Linked DNA regions of Homo sapiens: all the other regions are linked to region 4. A link is a contact called in ENCODE Hi-C or POLR2A ChIA-PET data. All regions are on one chromosome and are shown on one strand. Each heading gives the region's core, a stretch centred on a gene start or an enhancer-like site at or near the end of the contact. The rest is flanking DNA. Distances are from core to core; before and after follow the strand shown. Region 1 has its middle 130 kb from the start of LINC02015. Region 2 overlaps LOC105374235 (a long non-coding RNA gene). Region 3 overlaps LOC105374235 (a long non-coding RNA gene). Region 4 has its middle 66 kb from the start of LINC00501. Region 5 has its middle 90 kb from the start of LINC02015. Region 6 has its middle 190 kb from the start of LINC02015. Region 7 has its middle 260 kb from the start of LINC02015.

Region 1 (3,776 bases), core at 837-3,336, 580 kb before region 4:
TTTTTAAATACGCTTCTTGGACTCCAGCCATAAGGATTCTGATTTAATAGGTCTGGGTGCAAGCTCATTACTGGCATTTTTTTGATAGGCACCTTTGAAGATCCTGGTGAAGGATGTCCCATACCACACTGAGAAGTGTGATCTGGGAAAACCGAGGTATCAGGCAGGTTGCCGAGATAAAGACTCTGACGTGTAGAGAAATGCTGAAACCTAGTTACCAGAGTCAGGTCACGATATCTCCAGCCTGGGAGTGATGCCCCAGAAGTTGTGTAAAGACTATCATGTCCAAGATTAGGTTGGTCTTAAGGAGTAGGGTGGGGCTGAAGCTACAGGCAGGATTGCAAGAGGTTCGGGCTAAGAACAGTCCAAGAGGCTGAGACAGGCAGCGTCTGCCTCTCAGTGCTTTTTCGTATTTCATCTCCTGGATACTCTACAGCCGAGGGAAGTATGGTTCTCCCCTCTCAAATGAGCCCAGATTTGGGGTGTGGGACGAGCCATTCTCTTTCTTCTCAAACTTGTTGGAGTAGGCCCTAGTTTTTATAAAGAGGTGTCAATTGTAACTAATGAAGAATGAGGAGGGCAGAAGAGCCTGGGCTGGGACTATGGGGACACATTGATGGGTAACTCTCCGGACTTATCAGTGAAGTGTACTTCTAATCTGCCAGTGTCACATCTGTGAGCAAAATGACTTCCTGGAGTTCACTTAAAGGAAAGAGTAGAGCTGTAATAGAAATAAGTGATTTCTAGTTTAGCTGAGCATCACTATCACTTGGGAGAACATTAAAATCTCTCTTCCTCAAAATCAAAATCAAATATTATATAAAATTCCTCTCCCAAAGATCCTCATTCAGTAGGTCTTGGGCAGAGTTTAAGAATCTGGGTATTTTTAAATAGTTATTTAGTTAATTCTTATAGTCAGTCAGAATTGGGAACCACTATACTAAAGTATGTTGGAAAGTTAACATATGCCTAAATACTGTCTTTGGTTTATGACGACCTTATACCTTGAAAATTCTGATAATTAATTCTATGCTTATTAACTACTACAGTCAAATGTGTAATTTTCCAGGAGTATCTGAAATGTTGCTTCATGTTTTCATGCCTCCAATCATAATTCAAGTTAAGACGTTTTAGCTAGAGTCCACCAACAATTATTAAATTAGTGTTTTGGGGTTGTGTTGCTACTTCTGCTTTACCTAATGCTCCATGGAAGGCAACTAGAGTGTGACTAAAATTTTAGCATCAAACAATGGTTTTCAAAAAGGGAAAGGTCAAGGCCTACTTAAGCATACAAAGTCAAAGGGAAGAACCTCTGGTATTCTCAAGGTCCAGATAAAGCATAATCTTTAGCAAAATGCCAAAACTGCAAAATGTAGATTTAATATAATATATTCTCTTTTGGATAATGAAGCATTCATTAGGAGGGGGAATTTAGCATAGAGTGACATCATGTAATTATGACAGGCTGTGACATAGTGGCAAGACTGACACCGAGTAATGACCATCAGGGTTACTTAGAATTTTTCCTCAATTAAGGGGAGATGGTAAAGCAGATGGAGACAGAGAGGCATCCAGAAAACTTGGTATTGTTGTTCTGTCTAAAAAGAGTAAAAAAATGCTAGCTGAGAAAGCTACGTTCTTGAGCTAATTATGAGAGCTGAAGACATAAAAAATAACATTTCACTTTCAAAAGGCAAGATAGATGTTAAAAAGCTTACCAGCAGGGATTCAAGGGAAAATGGCATAAAACCACTGGTTTTTGGCTGCTTTCGGCACAGACTGTAAAGTCCTGTGATTCTTGAGGAAATGATGTAGCAAGCAGTGAGAAGAAAAAGTGTCATAGAGGTCTGTTCTAAAGGGCACAGAATCTACCCTAAGACTGCCTCATCTTTTGTCTGGAAACTACAGTTACTCTTCAACCCCTCAAAACCATCTATATCTATATGGTTACTATAGGGCTTCCCTAAGAGTATAATGTGACTCCATCTGCTTGTTACAGTCATTGGCCTTCGGATGGGCATCTGGCTCAGGCTAAGCAAATCACACTTCTCTGAGAATTTGGAATGGATCCAAAAGTTCCTGCTTGCTTTGACAGCTTTCTTAAAAGGAAGTGATGAATTTGGGGGAAACGAATTCAAAAACCACTTCCTGTCATAACTATAAAAGAGAGAAGTCAAGTCTGCAACTTGAGAAAAGAAAGAAATAGAGTGAAAGAGAAGCAGAGACAAGAGAAAGAATGTTGGTGGCATTGTGTGTCTCTGTACCAATTATTCCTTGGGCCTGGATGCAATGTGCTCTACTCCACGTTAGTCTAAATTGGGCATTCATTATTTCAATCAAAAGAGTTCTAAATACTGTGGAGACAGAATGCCATAGGACTGCCCAAACAAGACCAAGGCCAAATATCCAGAAAAGAAAAAGGAATCGGAAGTAACTAAAGAATTGCACTCTGGGTGTGATGGCTCACGCCTGTAATCCCAGCACTTTGGGAAGCAGAGGTGGGCAGATCACAAAGTCAAGAGATCGAGATCACCCTGGCCAACATGGTGAAACCCCGTCTCTACTAAAAATACAAAAATTAGCTGGGCGTGGTGGTGTGCCTCTGTAGTCCCAGTTACTCAGGAGGCTGAGGCAGGAGAATTGCTTGAACCCGGGAGATGGAGGTTGCAGTAGGCTGAGATTGTGCCACTGCACTCCAGCCCGGGCGACAGAGCGAGATTCCATCTAAGAAAAAAAAAAAAAGAAAAAAAAGAATTGCACTCCAAAATAAAGCCTACTGGGGAGGGCTGAAAACAAACTATGAGTAAAGCTGTCACCAGACACCAGAAAGCAAAAAGGAATAATCGGGCTCAAGCCTTGATCCAAGAAGTAGGGGTATGGGTGTCAAGTCCTAAGAAGTTTGGTTACAAGTGGATAGGCCAGACTGAAAATGTTTAAAATAGCTTTGGTTGACTGAGGTTGGCAAGGTTCAGCATCCACATCTGAAAAGTCAGCCTCTAATTTCTAACTGAAATAGAGAAAGAAATGTTATGTTCACTTTTTAGAAGATCTTGATTTCAGTAAAGAAGAGACCCCCCCTACGTGGTATAACTGCTATCTTTGCTGTTGTTACTATCTTCTAGTGGATCTATCTCTGTTAGATATTATGAGGTTTTTCCATATAAAAAGGAAGTACATTTAGTTGTATCATTCATATGAATTTTTCAATGATCTCTGTTTTCAAGTATGAGTTAGGTCTAATCATTGAACATGGTGATGCTCACCTAAATTACAAGAATAAAGAAAGCATAGGAGTTATTAACAGTCTTCTAGCAATGGGACTTGAAAATTCAGCCTATTAATTGATGACATATGTTTCGATGACATACGTCATAGATTGTCTAATTTTACTCTTGTCACATAAATTTATCTAGTGCTAAGCATATGAAAATGGTTCTGTGAAGTATGGCCAATTTTAACATAGACATGTATTTAATCTTAACTTTCTACAGATTATTATTATTTTAATCATTGTGCTGATGTTTTAAAAATACCTAAAGAGACCAGCTGTGTTGACAAATGAATTAAATTAATACACTATTTAAACTTAGACAAATAGATCTTAGTCTGTTGATGGACATGAACATTGCTTAGGTTTTAAGAGCAGTAAGTCCAGCGTAATAAAGAGTTATTCAACCAGGCCATTCCATCACGTCTAATTCTGTGTACTTGACCTTTAAGTAACTGAGAAAATATCCTAAGACAATGACATGCTGTGTAAAGTTTTATACTATAAG
Region 2 (3,801 bases), core at 663-3,162, 960 kb before region 4:
AAAACTTATTGAGCACTCACTAGGTGGGCTTTGCTCCACCTTAACTTTGTTTCCCTTGTTTCTTACTCTCTTCCCTATCCTCCTTCCTCTAGATCATAATTGTCTAACTTATACTTATGTCCTTAAAGCAATAATTGCAGATAGACAAACTCCTAGCTCAAAGATACAACATTTCACAAAGCTTTCTTTCTTCAAACTGCAGACACCCTAGTGACTCTGTCTAGAAATGGTTGTCATTTGCACTGCTGTGTTTTCAGTCACTTCAGAGAAACTAAAATATTCGAAATGGAGAGAGAAAAATGCAATAAAAAATTGAGGCTCAATGGCTTTTGTATTTACACCTCATCCTCAACCCTGAGCGTCAGACTCTCATATCCAGCTGCCAATAAACTTTTCCACCTGGATGTTCAAATATTCGATTGTTGTGTATCTTGCTATGTGAAAGGCCCAGTATTTATGACAAGCATTCTAAACTCCAGTCACTCACACACTATTTGTTTGTAGAACCTCCCTAGCACTTTCTTCACTGTCTGCCCCCTGCTCCACTATCCTTTTCTGCCTGGGTAGCACATACACATTTCTGCAAAGCCTCCCCTGACTTCAGCCCTCTAAAGCTCCAAGTATAAATTTGATGTCCTATTCAGTGTTTTACCACATTGTATGGCAGGCAAGCATTGGTTAACTAGGCCAGTGCCCCTACTGCACTGTGAACCTGGAGGGCCAGACTGTGTGTTTTATTTCCAAACCCCTAAATCCAAGCATAGATAAGACCCAAAGCTAGATACTTATTATTCCTAACCTCGATATTTTTTCTGAGTCCATATAAATGACACATCCAGATAGGCAATTGCATTACTGTGTAAATGATCCCTTCATCATTGATAAGACAGAGACCCAGTTCAAATGTACTTTCTAATTGCTTGATTTGGGCAAACCACTCATTTTCTCTGTGTTTCTGTTGATTCTTCTAAATGAAAATAATAGCACTTACTTTGGCTTAAAGGTGGATATATTTATCTAAACAATAGATTACATGCAAATGCAAGATGTTTTCATTATCATCTGCTAATGTTTTTTCTTTTTTTTTCTTTTTCTTCTAAGAAAAAAGAATGGGAGAGGGAGTTGTGTCGTGAAAGACACACACAGGTTCTTTTAGAGCTGGAAGAGAAATTGAAGTTAAATCTGCCAATCTCTAAAGTTTACAGATGGGAAAAGTGAGATCCAGCACAACACAGGCTTGCTGGAGTCATGTGGACCATGGGTAGCAAAGCCAGAAGTGCTTTCTGGCCAGTTCCCAGCCAACTGTGATAGCTGGTTGCTTCTCCTAGCAAGATTAGCAATGAATCCTAGGCAAATAAATGTTTAAAAAGTACCATTGATTCTATACCTGCCAACCAATTTCCAGGGCTGGCAATCTGGCCTCTAGGGGAAGGGACAGTCCTGTGGGGGAATATTACAACTGGGAAGCTTCCTGACATGGAGGCACCATTAACATTCAGATTGTTTTCACAGAGGGTAGGCTGTGTTTGGTCTGCCAAGGGGAGAAGGAGGAAGCAACAAAATTCTGATTTCTCCTATTTCCTACTATTCTTTGTGTCATGTTTACAGTGCAGGGGGTGGATAGGACAGACTGGCATCTCTCCTGATGCCACCTCCCTCCATGGAGCCCCCCGCCAAGGCTCACTAGCAGTCCTGTGAGATGAAGATTTTATGCTGGTATCCTGGCCGGCTTCCATCTGGCCAAAGGTATTTTATCTAAATATTTCCAAGGCGCCTATCTCTGCAGTATTGAAGTGCTCAATTAGATATGGCCTAAGTCTCTGAAGCATATCAGTGTGCACTGCTGAACAGCTGCTGCATTCCAACAGAGGGTGAAGTCATCTCTATATATAGAGCATGGCAAGCTGTTTGGAACTGAGGCAGATTTAAGCAGGCAAATGCACACCTGAGTTATAAGTCAGTCACCTGCCCAGAGTGACAGAAGGGTCTGGAAAAATCTCTACTTCCTTAAGTGGTGACTAGCAAGAAGACCACAGGGTTACTTTTTCAGCTATATTTTTTTTTCTGTAGTTTACAGACTCTCTTTTTTTTTTCTATCAACTCCACAATAGAGAAAATCATGATCTACAAAACTGGCTTTATTTTCTGCCATGATTTTCTCTTAACAATCTGTGATTTGTTTATTGATAAGAAGTTTGACATATATTAGCTGGTATCCAGGGGAGTATTGTCATCCTTTAAATAGCACTGTAGGAATTAAGGCATTGTGTACTTCTTCATTTAATATCTATCTTCCCTATTGGATTGTAAGCTGCTAGCTCTTGGCACAACAGAGTGAAATAAATATATAAGTTATGACCATTTATAATCTTCTTGGAGTGTGATTCTCTGGTTCCAACTAAAAGACTATAATTATTGCTCCTTCCAAAGTAATCTGGAAATCTACTAAATCCTTGGGCTAGTTCTGAGAGATATATTGCTATTAATATGGTGACTGATACGTGTCATTGGAAGGGTCCTGGAAGGTCATCTAGATCTCTACCTCATTTGAATAAACATAAGTTGCTTTGGTTTGGGGACAGGGAGACAGGGACAGGACAAATAGCTAATTGTGCAAAAATGCTTGGAAATGACTCAACCACTTAATACCTGTGTTAATCTGGGAAAATCGCAGAAGCACAATGGGCTTAAGTTCTGTCATCTAAAAATAAAATAAAATAAATAAATGGAAAAGAAAAACCTCATCCGAATTCCAATTCCCACCCAGGGCTACAGGGAGGATCTCCTTCAGAAATGTGTCTGAAAATGCTATGCAAATTATATCGCACTCAGACATGAGAAGCATATTCTTATTTTTATTACTGTGTCTTATCTGTCAGAAAAGGTCAGATGGTCACATGAGCATTCCAATTCTGGTCAGCTAGAGGCAACAGCTCCATTTCAGCCATTTCTTCTTGAGCAACTGTAATGGAGCAGCTGTAATGGTGTATCAAGCAAACAGGCAGGTGAGAGAGAGATTCCTGGGAAAGTTCAGTTTCTGGCTTCTGGTATTGCAAATCACCTGAGCAGAGAATCACTGAGACTTCCTCTCATCCCTCTTCACTCTGTCCCTTAGCAGGTAGCGACTGTATCTCATTTCATGATGTCAGAAGCCACCAAAGGTCAAAAAGCACCTAAATGAGGAACACCAGACTAGAACATTCCATTTATGACCAATGCCTTGCTTATCCCACAGCTCTGTTATCAGTTATTGAAGCTACAGCATCTCTGTGGGGATGGGGAGATAAATTACTTCCTGGGGTTATACTCTGTCTTGGCTGTCAGGACTCAGATTCCTATATGATGAATTTATAAACTGAACTTTGACTTCTGTGAAGCAGGCAAGATGCAAATCCTTGCTAGTGCTGATCTGTGGGACATGCCTAGTTTTTCATTGATTGGTTATTAAATCGAGCCAGGATGATGTAAGCACATGCTACAAGAAATGTGAATCAAGGAGCCCAAAGCAAAGAAGACCTCTTGGGATGAACAACTTCCTTAAATCGGTTATAAAATTCTGCCATGGGTCATGAAACTCTATTCTGTGTAGAGAATAACCCAAATAGGTGAATGCATTGCTAGGGCTAATACTTCTTTTTTAAGTTCCCTGAAGGCATAGATGACAGCATGTAAGTCTTCGTTGTCCCTTAATTTTTCTCGTTCCCACCTCTGTCAGTATTCAGCTTGTGTAGGTTTTTCCAAGTCACCTAAATTGCCAGTCTGACAGCTAGCTACTCACAGGCAAGAGGGGGAGGAATTGAG
Region 3 (3,780 bases), core at 652-3,151, 810 kb before region 4:
CAGCTTAAAACAATTCTCTTATATTGCTCATGATTTTGTTGGATTGAGTATTCAGGAAGACCTCAGCTGGGTGGTATATCTGATCCATGGACCATCCACTGGAACAGCTAGGGCTGGAAGCTCAGCATCCAATTCATGGAAGGGGCTACACAAGGATGTGAATTCCAGGAGGCATGGTTTGTTGAAGCGGGAACATTTGTGGAAACTAGCTCTCACAGTCATTATTTGCGTGGAAGTTGAGGATGACTAGTGAGTTAATTCCTTATACCCCTTTCAGCTCTTGGATTCCATATATCTAATTGGTACTTGCTTAATGAGGAGGAGAATGCTTTTGTTAATACCACTGCCTCTACCACCAGGCATTTTCAATGCTATTTCTGTTGGCACATTTTTATTTCATTCCCAGGAGAGGAAAGCAGCATGCTCTGCCCACTGCAGACACATTTGCCATTTACAAGCCTGTAAGTGTTATTTCACCACTTATTTCTCTCTGTGTATTAGAGTGTGAGTTCTTTCCCTATTTAAAATCAAATACTGTCCTGGATTGCTCCTCCAATATGTCAAATTTTAAAGATGAAAGTCAACTAAGATTTTTGCTATTTGAGTATGTGGCAATAGACATCAGAAACAGATTATGTAGGGAGATGAATGTAATTTTTTTCTTTTTTTTTTTTTTTTTACAAAAAGCTTGAAGGGCTATACTGAAGTGCTCATTATCTAAACATATTGTTAGAGATCAAGTGGTTTCTGTCACAGGGCTTAAACTTCTTTAAATTGCAACCTAATCTGCATAGAAAAAGAAGGTGACTTTTTGTATGACATTGGACTTCAGACCTTGGTCTTTCTGTTTAAGTATACACAAAATTTAAGATTAATCACTTTTTTGCATGGCTTTTCAAATGTGAGAACTCAACTCCCAACTTTCAGACTAAGGAATTTTCAAATTTTGCTCCAGGTATAATAAGTTCTTCTAGCATCCTCCAGGTTCTCAGTTGACTGTTCCAGGTTCTTGATTGTAATATGACAGTGTTTCTCCTTTCGCTTAATGCTTGAGTTGTGTGCTTATGCAGTTTCATATATTTCAGGCATCATCTATTTGTGTTCTTGACCATTGATAATTATCTTATTAATTCTGGTTAGATGTCTTATTTTGGCTAGGGCTGGTGGACAGCCTGTCATATGGCCTCACGGAATATATTCACCACAGCTTCATAACCGTGAATATTCATCATAGCACACATATTTGTGACATTTGAAACTTTTAAGTAAGACACAGATGTTTGAGCAGATTTCTTGATTTATACTCAGCTCACAATTATTGAGTTTAAACATAGTAAATGGTTAACCTCATAGAGTGTCCCCTCCCTGCCCCTGGGAATTCTGAGTAATTCTAGCCAATGCATTTTTTTGAAATTTAATTCAATTCCCATGATAAGTTTAATATCTTGCCTGTGCTGCCACTGAAGATAAAAACTCTTGTCATGCATATATGCATCATATATACCATTTTGGCCTATTTATATTATTTTAGATTTAATTTTTACTACCTTACTGTGATTATGAAGGACAATTAAAGCACCAAATGCGCCCTGTTGGCCCACTTACTTGGTATAATGAAACAAGTATTTATATTTCCCTCCGAAGTGTTTGGATCTACTTTAGAACCACCAGAAATCTTGCTAATTCATGTAGTAGAAAGAGAGGTTGAATGAGTCATGTCAAGTGATCCATGAGATTAATATAGACAAATATGTCATATCCTCATGCATGCAGCTGTGAATGACATATCTACTTTGCCATCTGTAAACTTAATGGACAAAATGTCCCAGTGACTTCTTTAGAGTTCAGAGTAATTCAGTTATCAGCAGGCACATTTCCTGTTGCCTAATACCCAAATCTAATTCCATGGGGAAGCTTTAGTCTGGCTCTTGGAGTAGGTAGAAAAATCTGCTAACCACATTATGCTCTTTCATAACCACATTGAATTGTACTGTTAGCTAACACTGAGTAAATGCAAATGTCGTATACTTTGAGACAATATATGCTTTATATGAATCGATGTTCATTCTTGCTACATTTATATTTTAACTCAGTAGTGAAATTTAACAATGCACAGTAATATAAAAACTATCATTTATTTCTGTGCTTAATAAGATCTGAAATAAACCTTTCTGTAAAGTAACTATATAGCATCTTTAATTTACATTTTATTTATGTTATGTAACATTTGCTATTTTTATAATGAATGTCATATTATTTGCTCCACATTGAAAAATATGTAGCATTTCTTCCAGGAATATCTATTACCTTTCTTACTATCTGTCAAATCAAAATCTTAATTTTTCTGTTGCTTCTTATGTAATTATTTCAATTTACAGAATAAAATTTCTAATTTTTAATACACTTAATTTATATAAGAATTTCAGCTTTACAGAAAAATTGAGAAGATAATACAACAAATAATTTACCTAAACACACACACACAGATACACACTGTACATACACTTTTCTCCTATTATTAATATCTTACATTAGTGTGGGTCATTTGTTATAATTAGTGAACCAATACTGGTATATTATTGTGAATTAAAGTTCATATTTCACATTAAGTCTCCTCTTTGTGTTGTACAATTCTCTGGGTTTTGACTAATGTATAATCTAATTTATCAATAATTGCAGTTATCACCCTGGACTTGTAAGAGCTATTGATCTTGTTATTATCTCTGCAGTTTTAATTTTTCCAGATATTTATATGGTAGTAATCATACAGTGTATAGACTTTCAACAGTTCCTTCTCTTATTTAGCAATAAATATTTAAGGTTTTTCTATTTTTTTTGAGCTTTATACCTCAAAGCTTTTTATTGTTGGATAATATTACATCATATGATGTACCATAATTTGTTTATATTCATTCACATATTAAAATCAACTTGGTTTCTACGAAGTTTTGGCAATTATGAGTAAAGCTGTCATAAACATTCATGTACATATGTTTTCTATTAATTTTGGTATATACCAAGAATATGACTGCAGCCTCATATGATAAGCACATTTAGCTTTGTAAGAAGCTGCCAAACCATCTTCCAAAGTGCCTATGGGATTTTGCGATCCTATCAACAATGAAGAAAAGTTCATGTAGTTCCACATCCTTACTAGTATTACTAGTTAATGTAGCTCCATATTTTTACTAGTACTTGGTGTGCTCAGTGTTTTGGATTTTAGCCATTCTAATAGGTGAGCAGTAGTAACTTGTTTTAATTTACAATTCCCTAATGACATATAGTGTGGAACATCTTTTCATATGTTTATTTGACATGAGCATATATTTGGTGAGGTGTCTATTCAGATGTGTTACCCATTTTTTAATCACCTCATTTCTTTTCTTGCTGTGTTCTTTTTCAATTGTTAATTCTTATGGATACATAGTGGGTGAATGCATTTATGGGGTACATGAGATATTTTGACACAGGCATACAATGTGTAATAATCACCTCAGTGTAAATGAGGTATCCATCACCTCAAGCATTTATCATTCCTTTATGTTACAAACAATCCAGTTGTACTCTTTTCGTTATTTTTAAATGTAAAATAAATTGTTGTGGACTGTAGTCACCCTGTTGTGCTACCACATACTAGATCTTATTTATTTGATCTCATATACTTTTGTATTCATTAACCATCCCCATTTCCCATCCAACCACCCACTACCCTTCTAGCCTCTGGTAACCATCATTGTATTCCTTCCATGAATTCAATTGTTTCAATTTTTAGCTCCCACA
Region 4 (3,989 bases), core at 918-3,417:
CCTAAATACAAATGGGAGCTAAATCCACGTTCAATGTCTGCACCAGTGCAACTGGAAGTGTGGTCCCAGGTTCAACAACTGTTTCTTGCATTCCACAATGAGATGTGCATAGCAACTGAGAATAACACTTAGAAATAGCCATAACAGTTTGACAGGGTAATTTTGTCATGTAATTTTCTGAATCTAATAATAAAAAATTGGCTTGTATCTTATACATCTGTTTTATTTCCCTAATTTTTTAGAAACAAAAATATCAGTGGGCAGTAGATTAAAAATCTTGCCCATGACAGTTTAAGAAGCATTGCTGTGGTCTTCATCAAAGCAAGCGGACCACTGGAGGATGCTGTATTTGATAACTGAATCTCCGTGTCTAGAATCGTCACATGGACCGCCTGAAAGAGACAAGCCTATGAATCAAAATGCAACCAGTTCTTTCCAGCTGACAAATATTTGGCAGTAAAGAACCAGAGGAACGGGGGAAATAATGTCACTCCCGGAGGACCGCTCCTAGCCCATCAGATTACCAGGGTTCCTCCAGGGCCAGCTGTGGGAGGAATAGCCTGATGCCACGGTCACCTGGAGTTCCTTCTCCCTCCCACAGCACAGGAGGACCAGCCCCTTAGAGGCCCTCACTGAAGGGCAGAGGGCATGCTCTCAGGCGGTCATTTCTGTGTCTACCTGTTCCAACACACTGAGCTTGTCCAGGGCAGAGACTCCTGCTCCTCCATCCCCCCAACATGGCTCTTCTTCACTGAATTCTCTCCTCCTCTGCCAAATATAAGGTTCCTTGCTAGGCAAAGAACCTTGTCAGCCTCTAGTTAGGGGTGCTGAACTTTGGCAACTGGTAGCCTGCCTCCTACTTATCAGGTTCTATCCAAGCTGATCCTCCAGACTTTGTCCTCCCCTGCTTAGGCAGAAACTCTAGGGTAGGAAGTCCGTTGCCCGCTGCCGAAGCTCAGCACCCAAAGCAAGGTGGCCCACGTCCTTCCCTAGCACGGATCCCTATAGTAGGCAGTTGTGTCTGGGAGAGGCTAAGGCAAAGACGAGAGGGTCAGCTGGGCTAAAAACCGGAAGTGCTTAGAGACTGAAGAGTTTCTTCATCTTGAGAACCAAAAAGACAGACTGTCAGGTCTGCATGCTCCTCTCTGAGCTGAGGGAAACCCCCTAGGTAAATAGCTCCCAGTTGGAGGCGAGTGCCCCGACCCTTCCCCACTTCAGCAGCTTCAGCCTCCAGACTCAACACATGCTGGGCCATCTTGGAGGTCTGGTGTTCCAGGCCTCCCCAGCTGCCTGCACCTCCGAAAGGGGAAATGGGGGTGGGGTGGGAGGGCCAGGCCTGGGGAAGTGATTTTAGAAGTGCAAGTCTGGTGGGAGAGTTTTTCCGTCAGACCATCTGGAGGGAAGTAGTCATAATCTACTACAAGTTCTCCCGAAATGATCAAGTACACATAGGGAAATTGTTACATTGTTGAAAAACATGTCTGCTTCGCTTCCTCCTGGGGAGCTCTAAAGACTTTTATCAGAGATGGACTCCCTGCTTGAGGTACAGAGAGATTAAGATGAGGCCAAAGAACAGCTCTCTCCCCTTGTAATTCTCCAGGTAGCCAGTTTTCAGCTGGCTGCCATTTTTTGCAATTTAAGATGCTAAGAGAATTTAAATGAGATCAGCCCTGTGTGTGTAAAGAAGGAAACAGTCTGTATGGCCAAACAGAAAAGGTACCATGTTGTATGAGTTACTGCCTTTCACGTTAACTGGTGTGTGTGTGTGTGTGTGTGTGTGTGTGTAGAACAAAAGTACAGTTGTCTATACAATTAGTTATTTAAGCTATTTCAAGTACCATTACAGCAAGGGGGAAGGGAGGGAACATCTAAACTACATAAAATTATTTTTAAAAATTCGTTCTAGAAAAAAGGAAATGCCAGAGTAGTAAGATAAGGAGTCTTAATTAGCAACAAATTCATCTATTTCCTTCCTCCAAAACCGAGACAGTCTTCTAAGGCAATTTGCTTGGAGAGCAGTTTTGCGCCATAAATCTGGGACATGTTTTTCATGTGTGTTTGCCCTGTGTGAGGCTTAAGAAAAACACAGCAACCAAACCATCCAGTTCAGCCCTGGAGGGAAAGACCTAGAAGACCTAATCACCCGTGATGGCGATTACATAACAGAGAATCGCGCGCGCGCGCGCGCACACACACACACACACACACACACACACACACACACTCCAAGAGTCTCAAAAAAAAAAAAAAGAAAATCAGCCTTTGGCTTCCTGTCACAGAAGATATCTCCTTTTTTTTTTTTTCCTTTGTGAGGATCACTAAGAATGCTTCTTAAAGACCAAGTGGATGTCTTTGGTAGAAATAGAGGTCACTTAAGGATGATTTATAAGTGCACCCGAAGGCAAAATGAAGCATGTATCGATATCTAAAGTGCATCTGCATTTAGTGAAGCAAAAGCTCATAGTCTGTTTCTAATTTGTGCCTTGCAGATGCCCTCCCCACTAGGGAAAGGCCTGGCTCTGAGCAGCCGCCCCTCCCCGAGGCCGCCAAGCTCCCAGTTCAGGCCCTTTCTTGGGCAGCCGGAGTGCTCCTCTCTTAGATAATGCCAGGTACTCTGGAAAGTAGCCGTGTAATAATACACAAACCCCTGATGATGTCAGCGTGTTATTGACTTTCCAAGTCTGAATGACTGAGCAGAGGAGCGGGGGTGGGGCGCAATCCATCCGGCAGCGCGGAGACCGGCCAAGCGAAAATGGGCTCGCCAGCCTGGCGGGGGAGGGGCGGCTCGCAACAGCGGCGGCTGCTTCGAGCTCCGGCTCTGCCGCCGCGGCGTCGGGGTCGCTGCCGCCCAGCCCAGGCGGGGCTCGGGTTCCCGCTCCTCTGATGTTTACGTTTGGTCAAAAACTCCTCAGACAGAAATAACTAATGCCTCCCCCCGGAAGCTTTTACCACGTGGCAGAGTGGGGTCACAAAGGGGGGAGCAGTGGCACGAAGGGGATGGGGAGGAAGACCTCCCTGTTCCCTCCCCCACCCTGCAGGGGCCTTCCTCTTAGGCTGCAGAGCCGAGGGTCGCTCTCCGTGGTGGAGTTCCCTCTGCAGAAGACCCCTGGAAAATTGCACTTCAGCAGTGGTGACATTTTATAGGCCATGATTTGCTGCATTTATGGCTCTGGCAGTGCAGGTGCGGAGTCGTAGGCTCCCGTTCTCACCCTGCAAATTGCTCACAGTGCAATCTGTCATCTTCAAGGCTAGGTGTGAACCGGGCAGGGTTGCCCTTAAAACGGAATTGCAGTTAAAGGCCGGGATCTGGAAGGAAGCGCTCTACCCCGGGGCGTGGCCTTTCCCACCGGCTCTGGACCTTTCCTTCAAGCCCCGCCATGCGCGCCCACCGACTTGGCTGTCGCAGCCTGGGGGCACTGGGCGCCCTGGGCTCTGCCTGCCTGCAGAGCTCTCATTCTTTCCGTTCCAGGCCTGTGGAATCCTCCAGTGAACAAGGCCTCATGCTGGCCTCTGCCCCACCCCACTGCGAGGAGCCGCTCCTCCTCCGAGGCCTATGGTTTTTCTCCCCGCGGAGTGGGCTTGGTGGGAGCACCGCGTGGCGCAAACAGCACGGGGGGACTTTGGAATCGCCTGGACTTGAGCCCTGCCCCACCACGTGTTCGCTGTGTGAATGTGGACAGGGTGGTTACCCTCTCTACAGCCCGCGTCTTAAAATGGGAGTAGTAACAACCCCCTCAACAGTTGTTCTGAGGATTAAGTGAAATTCAGATTTCATAGGAGACCTTTTTCAATAGTCAAGTCTCTCGCCTTTATGAGTCAAGTTCCACTGGGGCCAGAGGCCCTGTGGTTGTTTCTGAAAACAAGGTCAGCAGAAGTGCTAGACCCATTGTTTCCTCAACTCAGCCCTTCCCCCTACACTCCTGGCAAAGTGGAGCCCGCAGCCTCTTCCGACCCACTTCCACCTTCACCCACACCCACAGGCTTACAGG
Region 5 (4,288 bases), core at 1,226-3,725, 550 kb before region 4:
AATTTCAAGCCAGTGGATCTTAGCTTGCTGGGATCCATGGGAGTGGGATCCGCTGAGCTAGGCCACTTGGCTCCCTAGCTTGAGCCCCCTTTCCAGGGGACTGAACGGTTCTATCTCACTGGCAAGCTTATATCCACTGGCTTGAAATTCTCGCTGCCAGCACAGCAGTCTGAAGTCGACCTGGGATGCTCAAACTTGCTGCCAGGAGGAGCATTTGCCATTACTGAGGCTTGAGTAGGCAGTTTTCCCCTCACAGTGTAAACAAAACTGCTTGGAAGTTCAGACTGGGTGGATACCACTGCAGCGCCTCAAAACTGCTGTAGCCAGATTGCCTCTCTAGACTCCTCTCTGGGCAGGGCATCTCTGAAAGAAAGGCAGCAGCCCCAATCAGGGGCTTACAGATAAATCTCCCATCTCCCTGGGACAGATCACTTGGGGGAAGGGGCAGCTGTGGGCGCAGCTTCAGCAGACTTAAATGTTCCTGGTACCACTGGGGTATGAAAAGAAATTCCTGCAGCTAGCTCGGGATGGCTGCCCAGTTTTATGAAACTCAGGGCCCTGGTGGCATAGGCACCCGAGGGAATCTCCTGGTCTGTGGGTTGCATAGACCATGGGAAAAGCGTAGTATCTGGGCTGGAGTGCACCAGTCTTCATGTCAGAGTCCTTCATGGCTTCCCTTGGCTAGGGGAGGGAGTTCCCTGACCCCTTGCACTTCCCAGGTAAGGCAATGTCCCACCCTGCTTCAGCTTGCCCTCCATGGGTTTCACTCACTGTCTAGCCAGTCCCAATGAGATGAGCCAAGTACCTCAGTTGGAAATGCAGAAATTACTCATCTTCTGTGTGGATCTCACTGGGAGCTGCACACCAGAGCTGATCCTATTCAGCCATTTTGCCAGCCACTGAATTTTTATTATAATTTTGGATAATTGTGAAATTTTTTATTTGATAACTATGATTCTTTGGAAATGATGTCAAAACCAAGATATTTTCTCCTATTTCAACAGTCTCAATCCATTTCCATCTCTCTTCTTCACATAGCTCCTTGTTCTTCTCTCACATTTCTGCATTTCCTCTCACAAAGTTTAGAATTTCTGTAAGAGGTTAGCAAAGGTGACCTATGTCCAGTACGAGAAACAACCCTGTCATAATGAAGGAGAGATCCAGGCTACAGTGAGTGATCTATTCACTTGCTGCATGTCTTAGTCTATTCAGGCTGCTATAACAAAGTACTTTAGACTCAGTAATTTATAAACAACAGAGATTTATTTCTTAGAGGTCTGGAGGCTGGGAAGTCCAACATCAAAGCACCAGTAGATTTGGTGTCTGGTAATTGGCTTAATAGATGGTGACTTGTTGCTGCATCCTTACATGGCAAAAAAGAGCCAGAGAGCTCACTCAAGCCTCTTTTATAAGGTCACTATTCTCATTCATAAGGGTCAAGCCCTCACCTTATGACTTAATCACTTCCTAAAGGCCATACCTCTTAATACTATCACATTGGGTATTAGGCCTCAACATATAAATTCGTGGGGTACACCAATTTAGAACATAGTGCTGCACCTCAACGCAATTTAATGGACTATCATCTGGTCATACCTTCTCTCTGTGAAGATTTTTAGACCCTACTGGCTTACCTCCGTTAGTGATGCTCTCTGACAGTCTTCAGCTTGGCAATGTGCCTTAGTATAGGCACTGCATCCATGTTGCAACACAGTTCTCCATAGGGTTCTATATCATGAGTTATGGCAGGTATGTTAAGCAAGCTAGCATGAGCTTTTAAGACTCTGAAACACACACTGAAAATCCACACACATCATCCAGCATATGGAAAGCAAACCTAGGAGAAAATATGGAATTTGGAAAAAGGCATAAGAGAATGACATTAGCAAAATAAATAAAACAATAACGATTTGGGCAACAGCCAAAAACACAAGTAAAAAATGAGAGGTATTTTGACTCCCTAATATATTAAAATGTGTCATTCACATACTCACACTGCATGCATGATTTAGCTTTCTTTTTTCTCAGCCTCAGCAACAGCTAGGAATACTTTGTTGACAGTTTTTACCTCATAAATTTGGTTCCCTGATCTAATTTTTCATTACGAGAAAAAAGAAAGGAAAAAAACTTAAAGATCTTTCCTCAAATGAGATTCTCTTTCCCTCTGGGTTTTTATTGATTTGTAATTGCACTGATATTTCACATTTCTATTTAAAAACACCGTGTTCTAATGCTCAGTCTGGCAGAGGCTTCCTTTTGCATTTGACAGGACGCCCACCAAATCATTCTATTATGGAGACAGCTCAGGGTTCTGGGAAAATCAATAGGAGTTTAGCTCCTGGGAGGCAGAGAGATGGAGAAATGTGAGCAGTGGCTACTAGCAACCACTGGGCTAGGAATGTCTCTAAAGGCTAAAGTCAGGCCACAGGCCTGCAAAGTGTGGAATTTTAGCAGTTATGTAACTACATTTTTAGGTTAATGATTCAGTCTCTGTGTTTTGGCTCTGTTTCCTTGAGGGTAGCTGCTCCTGAGGGAGAAGCATTGTCGTTTCACTGAGAATTGCCACTTCACTGACCATCGTTTTTGTGTGAAAAAGAAAGGCCTTTTAGAAAAAGCAGATTTGTTTAAGTTTCTAAATAGCAAATCCTTGGCCCCTATAATTCACATTGCTTTGCCATCAATTTTAGACAGTGTTCAATTACACATTGAGGCAAAGACAGGTCTTCTCTTTAGCTATGTCCTGTTAAAAGCCTGCCTCCCTACTACTTGTGGTAGGTATCCATTCTAATGATTCTGCTAGCTGTTTTTCCCCCATCTGTGCCTGAAAAATCAAATCGTCTGCTCAAAAGTCAATGAAATGTCTTAAGCTGCTAGGGCAGCTAAATAAATCTGCTAACAACAATAACCTTACTGAGGAGGAATGTAAAAAAAAAAAAATTACTTTGTATTCCTCAGAAGGCATTCTGGTAAACAGTCACACCATACTAAAGCCCAGCTCTAAAATGCAACCTATCGCGGTGCTGGACAGATTATATTTTGTGAGCAGGGCTGATGGTTCACATGTAAACCTATGGCATTCATTCTGCTAACACCCCACCCACAACAGCTGAGAGTGAGCTTCTGCAATGAACTGCTTCAGAGTGGTTGGGGCTATTATCTAACGAGTTTGTATTCAGGCAAGGACCTGAGTCTTACTTGAAAAATGTTTAAGATTAAGGCTTTCAAGCAGCAAACCTTACCATCAAGGAGAAAGAATAACCTCCTATGGGAGATAGCCAAACTTAAAACAAAATTGACCAAGCAGAAAGTTATAAATAATATTATTTTAACAGGGTTTTGAGGTGCAGCCAAACATTTTGGAATGTTCTCAGTCCAAACAAAACCAGCATACTTCTCATTTTTTCCAACCTCATGACTGAGGCAGGAGGTAAATGGAAAGGAAAAAAGCCTACAGTTGCAAAATGTAAATTTAAAAGAAAAATCAATCTGGACAGTCATATAAACCAGGTGGCAGGCAAAAATTGGACTCATTTATGAAGAAATGCAAGGCATCCTGTAACAGGCAACAATTAAGGAACAGTAAAAAGACCAAAGAACTTGGAAACCAAAACAGGTTCAAATCTTAAGTCCACCACTCACAAAAATGTGGGTGTCTGGATAAACTTCTTAGCTTCTCTGAGACTCATGGTTCCTCACCTGGAAAATGGAGGGAATAGCACTGATCTCACAAAGTTCTTGCATTTAAAGAGATTAAAAATGGAAGCACCTAGCACAGCACTCCAGCACATACAAGAATGTTAAATCTCCACTGCCTCATCCTACTGTTTCCCCAGTCCCTCCACCCCACCTCCCACTCCAGCAAACCAGAAGAACTAAAGATTTGCCTTGGATTAAAATGTTTTAAGCAGTTTGGGTTTTGTTGGTTGTTGTTAAGGGTGATAGTGTCATACTAAAAAAATGTAACTGGGCTAGGAATCTAGAGAACTGAGTCTGTTTGATTCTGCAGCTTTCTAACTATTAATTTAAAGCAGTGACCTCACCTTTTTGGGCTTCAGGTTCTTCTGTTTAAAGTGAGGCCACTGTAATAATCTATAAGGAATACCAGTTTTAATATTCAAGAAATTGCCTGTTATATTATTCATGGGGAGAGATACGACAGGGGTCCTGTTGTTTTGTTGGTTTGTTTGTTTGCTTAAAGATAGGGTTTTGCTCTGTTGCCCAGGCTTGAGTGCAAAGGCATGATCATAGTTCACTGCAGCCTCTACCTTCTGGGCTCAAGTGATCCTCC
Region 6 (3,742 bases), core at 837-3,336, 640 kb before region 4:
CTGTTCTTCTTTTGCACTTGCTCTATTTGTAATTTTACTGATCTGCTAGCTACCTACTATATTGTCCAAAATAGAAATAAAATATTTTATATTTACATTTTAAATAAAATAGATTTAAGTAAGTAAAACTCAGTGTCTTTACAAGTTTATAGTTCGGGCTATATAAGGCACAGAGCCTTCCTCTACATTTTCCACTCACCATCTGGGCAGTCTTTCTTCTGGCAAGACTTTAAAAATGAAGGGGAGCAAAAGCTTTAGGGGAGGAGTTGGGGAGGGAGGGTGGGCTAGAGAAACAGTGAAAACATGGTTTCAGAAGTTTACTAAGCACCTGCCAAAGTACTGGCATTCACTTCAAGATTACTTTTCTTTAAAGATGTTGAAAGATGCAAAACATTGCTCTTTTCCTAAAAAAGAAAAGCCATATAATCTACAAAACGTTAACTTTTCTTGGGCCCATCAGAAAACTGAGATCAAAAGGTATACGAAGTACATTAGGACTGTTATAACAGAATACCATAGATTGGATGGCTTAAAAAACAAGCATTTATTGTTCACAGGTTGGGAGGCAGAGATGTCCAAGACCAAGGTGCTGGCAGATCCAGTCTACAGTGAGAATACTTTCCCTGGTTTGTATATGGCCTTCATTTCATTGTATCCTCATTTGGTGGAGAGTAGAGAAAGAGCAAGGTGTCATGTCTCTTCATGTAAGGGCACTAACCCTTCTCATGAGGACTCCACCCTCATTACCTAATCGCCTCCCAAAGGACTTACCTCTGATACCATCATGTTGAGGGTTAGGATTTCAACATATGAAATTTTGGGAGATACCAACACTCAATTCATGATATAAGACAATCAAATAAATGCAATTCCAAAGAAGGGCAAGCCTCAAAAAAAAAAAAAAAAAAAAAACAGATACACAAACTTATTCACCTACATCAGAGTATACAACATAAAATGGATAAAAACAACTTAGCAAAAGCTTAATAAATTCTTCAATACTAAGTGTGGTCAAGCATGTAAGTTTAGAAGAGCTGGTAGAACCAGATGTAGGGAAGCCAACACTCACATTTTCTATTCCACAGACTTCTATCAGATGCTTACAAGAAAGACTGGAGGATGAGCAGGTTACAGGGAAGAGTGCCACTCAGTGTGGCACAGGCATAAAGGAGATGATTGGCAGTTACTAATGACCAGGCCAGAGCTGTGCCTACTTCCCTGAACTGTTCTTTCCTACAAAACAAAAGCCTTAATATTCTAGAGAAGGGCAATGAACGCTCTCACTCTCAGCAAATGGGTAAAGATGCATTGCTTCTGGTATAGGAGTAGAATAAAACCAACATTTTATTGGGAAAGGAGTAGAAAAGCTTCTCATCCTTAGGACACAGCCTCCATTCTTGCTGAGATGGAAGTAAAAGCAAAAGTCCTTCTACTTGAGTGCCATACACTGAATGTTTGTATCTCCTCAAAATTCATATGTTGAAACTTAATCCTCAGTGTGCTGGTGCCTTTGGGAGGTAATTAGATCATGAGAGTAAAGCACTCAGAAATGGAATTAGTGTCCTCATAATGAGACCCCAGAGAGATCACTCAACCCTCCTGCAATGTGGGGATGCAGAAAGGAGATGACCTTCTAGGAACCAGGAAGAGGACCCTCACCAGACACAGAGTCTGATTTCACCTTGATCTTGTACTTTCCAGCCTCTAGAACTGTAAGAAATAAATTTGTTGTTTATAAGTCACCCAGTCAATAGCATTCTGTTATAGCTCCCCAAATGGACTAAGACATTGGGGGAAAGGCAAGAAATTGTCTTGAACCTAGCATCCTACACTCATAACACAAAGAGATCTGTCATAACTGGAGGAAGAACAGGAAACTCCTACCTAAGACCACAAAAAAATATAAAGCAGTGTTTGGCTGGGGTGAAAAAGAAGAACAGGATGTAGAGAAAGCCCCACCCCTGAGGCCCAGGCACACAAATCTTGCCTAAGACTGACCAGGAAAATAAAACAAAACAAAAATGCCATCATTCCATTACAAACCTAGCAAAACTAACATGCAACAACAGTGTACTGCTGGTCACGAGCTAGGAGAGAAACTCCCTGTGTGGCACAGCTATGCAGGGTGGTTCTACCAAAACCAGAGAGTACAACTCCAGCACTGAGAAAGATCCTCCAGGTCCCCAGGCACCACACTAAGCACAAGCTAATGGAAGACAAATGCTGTAAGATTTAAAGCCAGTGCTACATTAGAACAGCATTATCAAGGAAAATAATCCAAGCCCAGATCAACAACTAACTATATTAAATCCACTCACCATGCTAAGAACTTCACCAAAGAAGATGCAAGTCCTTTTCCAGACATAAATACTATTAATCTCAGACCCAGTAATTCCTTTTCACACAATGGAATCACTCAATTGAAACTACAAGGCACACAAATGAAACCCAAAAAGAGCTATCAATTGTTAATGGTAAAAGCAATCCACAAAACCAAAGAAATGACCTAGATTTTAAAGCAATCAGATGAATAAAATAGCCATTATTAATATGTTAAGGTATCTAGTAGGAAAGACGGATTATATATAGGAACAAATAGTAATTACAACAGATAGAAACTACCTTTAAAAAATCAAGGCTGGGCACGGTGGCTCACGCCTGTAATCGCAGCACTTTGGGAGGCCGAGGCAGGTGGATCACGAGGTCAGGAGATCGAGATCATCCTGGCTAACATGGTGAAACCCCGTCTTTACTAAAAATACAAAAAATCAGCCAGGCGTGGTGGCGGGCTCCTGTAGTCCCAGCTACTCGGTAGGCTGAGGCAGGAGAATGGCATGAACCCGGGAGGCGGAGCTTGCATTGAGCCGAGATTACGCCACTGCATTCCAGCTTGGGCAACAGAGCAAGACTCCGTCTCAAAAAAAAAAAAAAAAAAATCAAGTATGGGCCAGGTAGTGGTGGTTCATGCCTGTAATTCCAGCATTTTGGAAGGCCAAAGTGGGAGGATCACTTGAAACCAGGAGTTTGAGACCAGCCTGGATAAGATAGTGAGACCCCGTCTCTACAAAAAATAAAATAATTAGCTAGTCATAGTGGCATGCACCTGTAGTCTGTGCTACTCAGGAGACTAAGATGGGAAGATTGCTTGAGCTCAGGAGTTTGAGGCTGCAGTGAGCTATGATTGCGCCACTGCACCCCAGCCTGTGCAGCAGAATGCATTAGTACATTCTTGCACTGCTATAAAGAACTACCTGAGACTGGGTAATTTACAAAGAAAAGAGGCTTAAATGGCTTACAATTCTGCAGGCTATACAGACTTCTGCTTCTGGGGAGGCCTCAGGAAATTTATAATCATGGCAGAAGGGGAAGGAGGTGCTTTTTTTTTTTTAAGGAGTTTCGCTCTTTTGCCCAGGCTAGAGTGCAGTGGCACAATCTTGGCTCACAGCAACTTCCACCTCCCGGGTTCAAGTGATTCTCCTGCCTCAGCCTCCCAAGTAGCTGGGATTACAGGTGCCTGCTACCACACATGGCTAATTTGTGTATTTTTAGTAGAGACAGAGTTTTGCCACGTTGGCCAGGCTGGTCTCAAACTCCTGACCTCAGGCAATCCACCTGTCTCAGCTTCCCAAAGTGCTGGGATTACAGGCATGAGCCACAGAACCCCTCCAGGAGACGCATCTTACACGTCAGAGGCAGGAGTAAGAGAGTGAAGGGGGAGTTGCTTTACACTTTTAAACAACCA
Region 7 (4,148 bases), core at 460-2,959, 720 kb before region 4:
AAAGAAATGGAGAAGCTCTCCCAGGCAGTGAACATCCACAGAGAAGAGAAGGTGGAGAATGGAATCCTAAACTACCCTAATACTGATGTTTGGAGGACAGAGGAGTAGGAGCCAGTTGAGGAGGCTGAAAAAGAACAGCCAGTGAGGTAGTAGGAAAATGAGTGTGGCATCCTGGAAGCCAAGTGAATGTTTTGGGCATAGGACCATGTCCTGCTGTATAGTGACAGAGATGGTTATTCGGTAGCATGAAAGAAGGTTCATAACCAAGAGTAATAATAAGTATTTGGGTGTTAGTTACTCTCACTTACTTTGTATTTTAATAAATGAAGGACATGAGAAAGGTCCAAGTGAACTCTCCCAAAGGACCTCCAAAATGGAGAAAGCAACACTGAAAACGCCCTGACAAGCAGTGACATAAAATGCCATTTTCCCTAAGGAACAGAGACATGAGCAAAAGATAGTGAAGGTTTTTTTTAGACTTCTTCCAACAGTAAATCAACATCACTAAACAGCTTATTGAAAAGGGCAAAATAAAATATGCTGATTAGACTTGCTATATCTTCTTGGCATTTGGGAGAGGAAAGGTTAAGGTTGAAGAAGTGGTAACTGAGAGCTAATATTCTTAGGTTTCCAGTAGGTCACACAGCAATTTAAGCCACATGAAAAGGAGAAGGTGGGAGGGCAAAGGCATATTTCAGGTTGTGGTGGATTGTGTTTTTCTATGTGCTCACTAGCTCAGAGACTTTACAGAAATAATGACACCCTGACTAGACAGGAAACGAAATTGCTGCCCCTGTTTAGTATTTATTGAGTGCCCAGAATGAGAGGCATTTAGGACACTTACATATTGGGTGGCTAGAAAGTTGTGGGACTGATTCCACATTTCATTACTTTGTGTGCAAACCTGGTATGATCTCTTTTCCACAGGTTTAGTTTATAAGGCATCTAGAAATACAGATCTCATACACAGTGTTTTTAAATCTATAACAAGTCTTTCTCTCTCACACATAGTATTGAACCTTTTCATGATTAATTTTGACTTTTTGTTGACATATAATTTAGTTTTTTTTTTTTTTTTTTTAATGTGTTAGCAGATTTGAAGTTAATCCCACAAAGGAGACCAACTGCGAGCCAGATATTTTTCTGGGGGCTATTTTTTAAATCTGTCTATTCAGATTTTTAGGAAGGATTTTCTCTCTAAGAGGGTGGACATATCTATTTTATGTGAACAGACCACTGATTTACAGACTCAATAGAAATATCACTTCATGGGAAATGAAATCACAAAAATAAAAGATAATCTCCACTGCCAGGTTGAAAGAACAAACCAAACTAAACTCTGACGCTGTAATAGGATCAGATGTTTAGTAAAGTTGATCTCTTCCTTTCCCTGATCTATCCTCTGAATAATTCAGGATACATTGCAGGAATATGGCTGCACTGGATTAATCCGCATTCTATGAAGTTACAGAAAAAATGTGATTATTCTCACTAACAGAAGGGAACAAAAGCATAGGCAATCCAAAATGGTGGCAAACTCCCTGAATCATGTCCATTTGGCTTTGAGATGTGTTTTCTATTTAAGCTTAATATGGATGCATCTGATTTTTCTGGGAATTTACTTCAAAGAGAATAATGAAATGACACAGTGAAACTTGGCTCCCTTTGAGCTGGGAAAGGCTCCAGTTTTCCATCCTAATCCTGTTCATTCAGGAAACAGACATGACCTTGCTGAAAGTTCTGTCTGAACAGAAAAACTGTACACTAATTCTTTGGATTTCAAAGGGCTTCCTCACAGAGATCTAAGTTCCCTTAAGGCCAGAGCAATAAGTAAGCAGAATGCTAGACAGTGCTTCAGCTGGGAAGGTCGAGCATGCAGACAGAAATGAACCTGGCTGCTAGGTGAGGCTGAGGAAGCATTGCAAGGGAGTAAATAAGCTCTCCTCGAGCACCCACCCAGCTTTGTCATGCAAAGCAGTGTAGTATATGTGATAAGCCCTCCAGTTTATCTATAGATTGTTTCTCTTAATAACTTTGAAATCTTTAAATACTTAATTTGGCTAGCCTCTTACTCTGAAAAATAATACACCATGATTTTGTTGTGAAAAATGAGCTAATACTCAGTGCTCAGCTCCATATAAGGTGCAAAATCAATGATCAAAATCATGAGCTATAATTAGAGTCTATGGACTGAACTTAAAATTGCCTCTCACATGGAAATGTATTGTTTTTCCAATATATTTAGTTAGAATTGTGCTTAGTAAAATGCACTGTCACTTAAAAACATAACTAAATTCATGTATTCAGCAAGGAAATGTTAAACAACTACCGTGTACTAGGTATGTTTATTCACTCAAAGATTTATTTTTGCCATATATTTTCACAATCAAGTGGTCCTAAATAGAAAAACTACCATAATATGAAAACCCAAATAATTTATGACACTACAGGTTGTCTTGAATAATAGTTATATGTAATGCAAGAAATATGATTGAATCATAGATGAGGGTGGAAAAAGAAACTATAAAATCCAATTTTGAGACAAATGGGGACATTTGAATATGACTTAGATAAGAGAAGCTATCAGGTAAATATTGTTGTTTTATTTGTGATAGAGGTATTATGGTTATGTCAGAGAATATCATCATTCTTAGGAGATTCATGCCAAAATATTTAAGAGTAGTAAGATATCTGCGAATTACTTTCAACTGGGTCATAAAAAATAAAAAGAATATGGAAAAATGTTAAGTTTATAACCTAAGTTAGTAGTATAAAACTGAGCATTCTACTATTCTTTTATCTATTTCTATATACAAAGATTTTCTTAGTAAAATTGGGAAAAAGGAAAGACAAAAACATGGCCCACATACACATACACTTTTTAAAATTCTAAATGAAAAGGCTGGGAGTGAAGGCTCATGCCCATAATCCCAGCACTTTGGGAAGCTGAGGCTAGTGCATAGCTTGAGCTCAGGAGTTTGAGACCAGCCTGGCCAATGTGGTGAAACTCTGTCTTTATGCAAAACGCAAAAAGTAGACAGGCAGAGGAGAAAACTGAGGGCCAACAGGTTAAGTAATCTACCCAAATAACCAGATAATGCTGGAGTCTGATCGCTTTCCACCAGAGAACATGGCAGTACTCATCTATCTAAACTGCTCCTTTTACTCTGGTCAAAGATTCAGAAATGGTGCCTTCAATCACAAGGGAGACAAATCAGAGAATGAAAATGATCAATGTGAAACCATTCACACTAATGGAGAAACAAGCATCCTCGTGTGATGAGAAAGTCATAGCATCATCCTCTCCTAATATAAAGGTCAGAAGAATTTTCTTCATGATAGAGGAACCAAGATAGCAGGTCTTAAGTTCTGAAAAAGTAAATGAATTTCAGAGAAACATGCCTTCAAACATTCTAACATTGTCAAAATAAAGATTAATGAAATATATTCATTTTATGTTATGTAGCAAAATATCCAGCTATGTTTGTAACTGATGTCACAGGTAAAGAAATAAGCTTGTGTGGTTGATATCTAAATAGCTATTATTACAATTAGTAATATAATATATTTTCTACAAGATACTCAGTGAATTTCAAAACAGCAATGGGTGCTTAGTACCATTAATGTTTATTAACTTTTTAATATATTTATGTTTATGAACTTTTTAATAAGTATAATTATAGAAATGCATCAATTGTCTATAATTCAACTAAAAGGAACCTTCAATAAACCATATTGGAATAGTGGACACATTCATTTTTTAGTGTAGGAAAGGTAAATTATAATACTGGTATTTTGTAAAAGCAAGCATAGTACTATCAGGTTAGCATTCACTTTATGTAATCTCCCACAATGTTAAGTACAGAGAGCAATATTTTTTAGCTACTCAGACAGTTTTACAACATTGAATATCCCTTTTCATTCTATCTCACTCAACAGCAACAGTTGTAGTTTGGCCTGTTTCCTCATCTTGCTTTCACTTCCGTGGTCTGCAGGGTAGTTTAAAAAGAGAAACTTAGATCTAGGCTACTGGACACAGTTATTATTCCAAAGAAATTCAAATTCTAAAATCATCAAAGATACAGATATAGTTGTATGCAATAAGGCAGCAAAGAAACCAATATGTTGTGTCTTACTATGTGAGGGGA

Evidence for each region. A loop is a pair of places that touch in the nucleus more often than their neighbours do. ChIA-PET counts read pairs that join two places held with the same protein, here RNA polymerase II (POLR2A). Pooled maps may share reads with other maps.
Region 1: a map of CD8-positive, alpha-beta T cell shows a loop between it and region 4 (11-fold over the local background). The contact joins two enhancer-like sites. A Hi-C loop is called at or near these places in 4 of 168 maps with a recorded cell type or tissue (CD8-positive, alpha-beta T cell, PC-3, endothelial cell of umbilical vein and 1 more), 1 of 37 single-sample maps with no recorded cell type and 6 of 50 pooled maps.
Region 2: a map of heart right ventricle shows a loop between it and region 4 (3-fold over the local background). The contact joins two enhancer-like sites. A Hi-C loop is called at or near these places in 39 of 168 maps with a recorded cell type or tissue (A673, CD4-positive, alpha-beta T cell, Calu3 and 24 more) and 37 of 50 pooled maps. POLR2A ChIA-PET finds 5 or more read pairs at or near these places in 1 of 52 experiments (MCF 10A).
Region 3: a loop to region 4 is called in a map of endothelial cell of umbilical vein, with 15 times the contacts of the local background. The contact joins two enhancer-like sites. A Hi-C loop is called at or near these places in 2 of 168 maps with a recorded cell type or tissue (PC-9 and endothelial cell of umbilical vein) and 7 of 50 pooled maps.
Region 5: a loop to region 4 is called in a map of ascending aorta, with 2.8 times the contacts of the local background. The contact joins two enhancer-like sites. A Hi-C loop is called at or near these places in 5 of 168 maps with a recorded cell type or tissue (IMR-90, aorta, ascending aorta and 2 more) and 10 of 50 pooled maps. POLR2A ChIA-PET finds 5 or more read pairs at or near these places in 1 of 52 experiments (MCF 10A).
Region 6: a map of naive thymus-derived CD4-positive, alpha-beta T cell shows a loop between it and region 4 (8-fold over the local background). The contact joins two enhancer-like sites. A Hi-C loop is called at or near these places in 1 of 168 maps with a recorded cell type or tissue (naive thymus-derived CD4-positive, alpha-beta T cell) and 8 of 50 pooled maps. POLR2A ChIA-PET finds 5 or more read pairs at or near these places in 2 of 52 experiments (activated CD4-positive, alpha-beta T cell and naive thymus-derived CD8-positive, alpha-beta T cell).
Region 7: a loop to region 4 is called in a map of endothelial cell of umbilical vein, with 11 times the contacts of the local background. The contact joins two enhancer-like sites. A Hi-C loop is called at or near these places in 6 of 168 maps with a recorded cell type or tissue (dorsolateral prefrontal cortex, endothelial cell of umbilical vein, heart left ventricle and 3 more) and 15 of 50 pooled maps. POLR2A ChIA-PET finds 5 or more read pairs at or near these places in 1 of 52 experiments (CD4-positive, alpha-beta T cell).

What each region holds. Positions count from the first base shown.
Region 1 is chr3:177,942,686-177,946,461 of GRCh38, reverse strand. No RefSeq gene overlaps it. Among named protein-coding and RNA genes, the nearest start is that of LINC02015, 130 kb to the right of the region's middle. Within about 2 kb of position 2,086, at least 2 of the 41 ENCODE cell types and tissues checked have a DNase peak (open chromatin) inside an H3K27ac peak, as active enhancers do; they include CD8-positive, alpha-beta T cell, where a contact is called at or near this core.
Region 2 is chr3:178,318,627-178,322,427 of GRCh38, reverse strand. All of the region lies in intron 2 of LOC105374235 (a long non-coding RNA gene), which reads left to right. Among named protein-coding and RNA genes, the nearest start is that of LINC01014, 99 kb to the left of the region's middle. RefSeq lists a silencer at 2,261-2,461. Within about 2 kb of position 1,912, at least 6 of the 41 ENCODE cell types and tissues checked have a DNase peak (open chromatin) inside an H3K27ac peak, as active enhancers do; they include dorsolateral prefrontal cortex and heart right ventricle, where a contact is called at or near this core.
Region 3 is chr3:178,168,897-178,172,676 of GRCh38, reverse strand. The region is part of intron 10 of LOC105374235 (a long non-coding RNA gene); the gene reads left to right. Among named protein-coding and RNA genes, the nearest start is that of LINC01014, 250 kb to the left of the region's middle. Within about 2 kb of position 1,901, at least 4 of the 41 ENCODE cell types and tissues checked have a DNase peak (open chromatin) inside an H3K27ac peak, as active enhancers do; they include endothelial cell of umbilical vein, where a contact is called at or near this core.
Region 4 is chr3:177,358,754-177,362,742 of GRCh38, reverse strand. No RefSeq gene overlaps it. Among named protein-coding and RNA genes, the nearest start is that of LINC00501, 66 kb to the right of the region's middle. RefSeq lists enhancers at 1,078-1,277, 2,568-2,862, 2,373-3,214, 3,888-3,989. Within about 2 kb of position 2,167, at least 38 of the 41 ENCODE cell types and tissues checked have a DNase peak (open chromatin) inside an H3K27ac peak, as active enhancers do; they include CD8-positive, alpha-beta T cell, ascending aorta, dorsolateral prefrontal cortex and 3 more, where a contact is called at or near this core.
Region 5 is chr3:177,904,443-177,908,730 of GRCh38, reverse strand. No RefSeq gene overlaps it. Among named protein-coding and RNA genes, the nearest start is that of LINC02015, 90 kb to the right of the region's middle. Within about 2 kb of position 2,475, at least 8 of the 41 ENCODE cell types and tissues checked have a DNase peak (open chromatin) inside an H3K27ac peak, as active enhancers do; they include ascending aorta, where a contact is called at or near this core.
Region 6 is chr3:178,000,140-178,003,881 of GRCh38, reverse strand. No RefSeq gene overlaps it. Among named protein-coding and RNA genes, the nearest start is that of LINC02015, 190 kb to the right of the region's middle. Within about 2 kb of position 2,086, at least 3 of the 41 ENCODE cell types and tissues checked have a DNase peak (open chromatin) inside an H3K27ac peak, as active enhancers do.
Region 7 is chr3:178,076,717-178,080,864 of GRCh38, reverse strand. No RefSeq gene overlaps it. Among named protein-coding and RNA genes, the nearest start is that of LINC02015, 260 kb to the right of the region's middle. Within about 2 kb of position 1,709, at least 5 of the 41 ENCODE cell types and tissues checked have a DNase peak (open chromatin) inside an H3K27ac peak, as active enhancers do; they include endothelial cell of umbilical vein, heart right ventricle and prostate gland, where a contact is called at or near this core.